2 separate regions of the Homo sapiens genome follow, and region 2 is linked to region 1. The links are chromatin loops, found by intact Hi-C in ENCODE. Cell type or tissue: dorsolateral prefrontal cortex. All regions are shown on one strand. Region 1 has its middle 3.2 kb from the start of NVL. Region 2 has its middle 23 kb from the start of WDR26.

Region 1 (2,500 bases):
CCTTATAAAATCATCAGATCTCATGAGACTTATTCACTACCACCAGAACAGTATGGGGGAAACCACCCCCATGATTCATTTATCTGCCACTAGGTCCTTCCTACAATTCATAAGAATTATGGAAGCCACAATTCAAGATGAGATTTGAGTGGCGACATAGCCAAACCATATAACCCTGTCTCGAAAAAGAAAAGAAAAGAACATAACAGAACAGAACTCAGTCTCCAGCTCCCAGCAAGCAGGAAGCCTCATTTTTGCATCTCAGTAAGGATCCTCTGACATGCAAACTTCATCTTTTTCTCCATGTTCCTACTATACATAGAGTGGTCATACATTGTCCAAACTAGAACCTTTTTGAGAGATAAAAGGAAGACACTGAACATGTGAATGAAAAATGGCCAGACCAAATGCAAAAATAGAACTCTGACTCACAATCTGCAGCAACCAGACCAGAAAACCAATATATCATCTACAAGTCAGACATGTAGGAAGTTAGATCACTATCACTAGCAAACAATCCAGGAACCCAGCAACAACCCCTGTAACAAACGGCCCCAGATGGCAAAAACTTTATTAATAAATGATAGCTTTTCTAATTTTTGGACCTGCTGTCAACATAGGACCAAAAAGAAAACCAACTGTGCATCCCAACCAAACACATAGGATGCTCTGCTAGTTCTATTTAGCCCACCTATAGCTTCCCTATGACAACAGTCTTCAGTTAGGGCGTACCTGAAGCCTTCCCCTATTCCCCACCATAAAGTTTTCCCACTCCTCTGCCTGTCTTTGAGGCTCTGCCAAAACACAAGTGATGGTGGCTGACTCCCTTGTTATAGCAAACTCTGAACAAATAGTCTTCACCTCTTCTTATGTATTTGGTCTTCATGTATTTCCACAAAGGGGATACTAGCAATAATTTTGCTGAATCAAAAATCAGGACTGTCCTGAGCAAATCTGGACATAAATCACCCTAGTTATGAAGCACAATTAGACCAGAAGCTGTTTGCTTGTGAAATACTGTATGAGGTTTAGGAGAAAGTGTGAAAGACAAAAGATAAAATACGCCACTACCACTAGGTGGGGTTACACCACCAAAGAATGGAGGATGCTTCAATTAAAAAAGGAAGTGCTTAAAGTGTATATGCACTTAGGTTACTGTTCAGTAATCTTTTTGGTTTTGATGCATGATATTGTAAATCCAAACATTGGAATCAATGTAAAATGGTCTTCAGGGCAATAATTGATGAAATAATTCCAACGAGAAATGTTCAAGCATATTATCATCTAGTATTAATTCACTTTCAATTATTGCCTTCTGCACCTGAAGCAGTAGTGAGATGAACAACACATTCCCTGCCTTTAAGAAGGAGGTGGCTGGGTGCAGTGGCTCATGCCTGTAATCCCAGCACTTTGAGAGGCCGAGACAGGCGAATCACGAGGTCAGGAGTTCAAGACGAGCCTGGCCAATATGGTGAAACCCTGTCTCTACTAAAAATACAAAAATTAGCTGGGCATGGTGGCATGCACCTGGAGTCCCAGCTACTTGGGAGGCTGAGGCAGAAGAATCGCTTGAACCCGGGAGGCGGAGGTTACAGTGAGCCAAGATCGTACCACTGCACTCTAGCCTGGCAATATAGTGAGACTCCACCTAAAAAAAAAAAGAAGAAAAAGAAGAAGAAGGCAGCATTCTAGAGTACTTCAAGTTTACATATGAATGGCTGGTTACATAATTTGTAAGACCCAGTGCAAAATGAAAATAAGGGACAGCTTATTCAGAAAGCATTTCAAGATGGCAACAGTACAGCATTAAACCACCTGTGGGGCCCTTCTGAGCACAGGGCCCTGTGTGACTGCAGAGGTCACATACCCATGAAGTCAACCCTAAGTGTAGGATAGTATTCTATGACAAATTATAGACTAATAAACTATATTGCCTAGTACATGTCATGATACTACTAGGCCTTTCAATGTGGTTGTTTATTTGTTCGTTTTTTTGAGATGGAGTTTTGCTCTTGTTGCCCAGGCTAGAGTGCAATGGCGCAATCTCAGCTCACTGCAACCTCTGCCTCCCAGGTTCAAGTGATTCTCCTGCCTCAGCCTCCCAAGTAGCTAGGATTACAGGCATGGGCCACCACACCCGGATAATTTTGTATTTTTAATAGAGACAGGGTTTCACCACATTGGTCAGGCTAGTCTTGAACTCCTGACCTCAGGTGATCCACCTGCCTCTGCCTCCCAAAGTGCTGGTAGTATAGGCATGAGCCACCATGCCTGGCCTCAGTGTGTTTTCATTCTATGTTGGACATTTGGCATGCACAGAATTACATTTCATTTTAAAAATTACTGAGCATTGACTACATTTGTACTATATGCTGTAGGGAATCTTTGCTAACATTTAATCAAGCACATAAATACCTAATCAAATTTTTTAAATGTTATAAAAAGTTAGTTATAATTCTTCCACTTTTCCCCACAAGCCTAAAGCGCAGAGCAGAGACTG
Region 2 (2,500 bases), 120 kb before region 1:
CTGGGTACAAGGACCACATAACAGTATGGTGCTTAAATTTTCCCCTTTTCTTGAAAAGTTGCTGCAAAGCGCTCCCCTCCTAAGTTCTGGCCCCGTCTTTCCGGGACTGTATTAGAAGTGCAAGCAGGGCCTCTCCTAACTGTGGACCAAACAGGCACTGGGAGACCCCACTGACACTTTCCCTGAATACCTCGCATCTTCCTCTGAGCACTCAGCTACCCAGTGTGTCTGATACCCATGGTGATTTGGGTATGTGGGTGGATCCAAGCAAGACAAAAGTTTGCTGTTCCTGAACACACACTTGAAAAGTGGTAAGGTCTCAACAAATTCATAAAAGTGAGTTCAGTATGTTATCATTAGGGGGAGTAGTAGGAAAGTGGTAGGAGGTCTGTTCAACAGTGGAAGGTTGGAATCAGACAGTAACAGCCACAGAGAAGGTAGTCAAAGGGTGGTTGCTGTCATCAGACCAGGCTCTCCTGCCCACCAACCGCAGGCCACAATCCCAGCCCTTCTCTCTGATGTCAGGAGCTGGGGAGCATCTGCCTTGCCAAGCCTTGTGCGATCGGCTCCTGGCAGCCTCACACCTGGTAGGATGAGGGACGGGGAGTGAGCCAGAGCCCCTCTGCTAAGCATAACTTTGGTAAGTGGGCAGCCTGCCCCTGAAGAATCAATACTGACAGAGCACTGCTGCCTTCCCTGCTGACCACACAGGGACTACGGGACCTTTCTCGGCTTTGGCACCCTAGCCACACGATGCCCCAGAACCAGTTTCTACTCAGCTCTGGGCTCTCCCACCACTGTCAGTGAATGAGATCAGAGTGAATCCAGCCGTACGTCACTCCTTAATACATTCAAAAGCACAGAGGACGTCCCTGGATGCAAAATCAGGAGAGGGTAGGAGCCCTGGAAGGGAATATCCTGCCCAAGTGCAGTACTTCACTATAATTATTACAGTAATACACTATTTCTGTTTAAGACCATTTCAAAGGGCACTAACTGGCATAAAGTAAAATAAGTCTGCTTCCTCCCCACACCTAGCTGCACTCTCTAGGGACCACCATGTATAGCTTCTGGTATACCTTTCAGAAATTTTCTATCCTAGTGTATTCTGTTGAATGCATGTGCAAGGATTTTACTTATAGATCATTCAACTAACAATAATCACTAATTTATAAAATGCATATTATTGACACTGACATTGGAGGTGGAAAAACAACTAAAAATGATAAAAGTGAACGTTTAATTCTTCCAGAGTGCAGTTTTTGAAATGACCACCAGGTGTCAGAGTTATCAACAGTAATCCCCAAATTACGACTGGAAAGTTACAAGAACAGAAAAGTGCCTGGCTGGAAATGAGACCGCGAGATTCCTCCCTTAACAGGATTCCTTGGCCCTTTGGCCCAATATTTCGTCTACTTAGTGTTGCAGGGAGGGAGGAAGGGAAGCTACAGACAAAAAAAAAAAAAAAAAAAAAATCCCCAGACCACAGATTCCCATTCAGTTGGGTACCCTTTGATCTTTAGAGAAGCTCTGTGAAAGCACTGTTAAATTTTACATGGGAAATGTAAAGGCTAGGCAGAGTCAGTCCTCCTACAGCTGCAAGGCTACTTTTGGAAGCCAGAGCTATCTCCTTCCTTCAGTAGGGGCGGAGAACAGAAGAGGACACGGACACACACACACACACACACACACACACACACACACACACACAGAGAGAGAGAGGAGGGCTCAGCTACGGCCATCCTTGTTTTAAAAGGGAAAATCCAATTCTGTTTGTAGGAGCACCTCCTAGTTTACCACCACCATCTCTTACTCACTTCCCACTGACTCCTCACATGCACTTCCTCTACCAGGCCTGACCTGCCTGCTGTCCTGAGCTGCTGACCTAGAAACATTCGACCTCCATGCTTGAGAGCAGGGTGTGGACCGTCTCCCCTCGCCACATCCAGGCTGTCGTCCAGGGGCAGTTACACCACCCTTCCTCCAGGGCAGAGGCCTGAGCGGGGTGGCCTTGCTGCTCCCACGCCCTGGCACCACATGCCTAGCTCTTGTAGAGCCAACATACCATGGAGGGCTCCAGGCGACTCCCACACAAGCCTCTTCCTGTATCTTCTTGGATCACTGATACCTGCACTGGCAGACCAGGAGAGTGAAGCAGTTACGACAAGGCCTTGTGCAAGGAGGGCACGAGAATGGCACAAGTGGCTGCAGAGTGAGCTAATGTCTTCCCTGGGAGGGCACAGCTGAAGAGTGTCAAAAAGACAGGGGGAATCTTTGGCCGGGCACAGTGGCTCATGCCTGTAATCCCGGCACTTTCGGAGGCCGAGGTGGGAGGATCTCATGAGGCCAGGGGTTTGAGACCAGCCTGAGCAACACGGTACAATCCTATCTCTACAAAAAATACAAAAATTAGCTGGGTGTGGTGGCACGCACTTATTGTCCCAACTGCTTGGGAAGCTGAGGTGGGAGGATGGCTCGAGCCCGGGAGGTCCAGGCTACT

What was found. Peaks named below come from ENCODE experiments on the same cell type or tissue, not always from the same donor. Only the 100,000 strongest peaks of a DNase experiment are listed, where the experiment ranks them.
Region 2: a loop joins it to region 1, with 4 times the contacts of the local background. A loop is called at or near these places in 18 of 110 quality-filtered maps.

The regions. Positions count from the first base shown.
Region 1 is chr1:224,332,101-224,334,600 of GRCh38, reverse strand. No RefSeq gene overlaps it. Among named protein-coding and RNA genes, the nearest start is that of NVL, 3.2 kb to the right of the region's middle. RefSeq lists an enhancer at 260-554. In dorsolateral prefrontal cortex, CTCF peaks have their summits at 887 and 1,094 (motif pointing right); no DNase peak of the experiment used is centred here.
Region 2 is chr1:224,456,487-224,458,986 of GRCh38, reverse strand. It overlaps a transcript of CNIH3 not described here. Among named protein-coding and RNA genes, the nearest start is that of WDR26, 23 kb to the right of the region's middle. In dorsolateral prefrontal cortex, a CTCF peak has its summit at 1,273 (motif pointing right); no DNase peak of the experiment used is centred here; H3K27ac peaks cover 1,884 bases.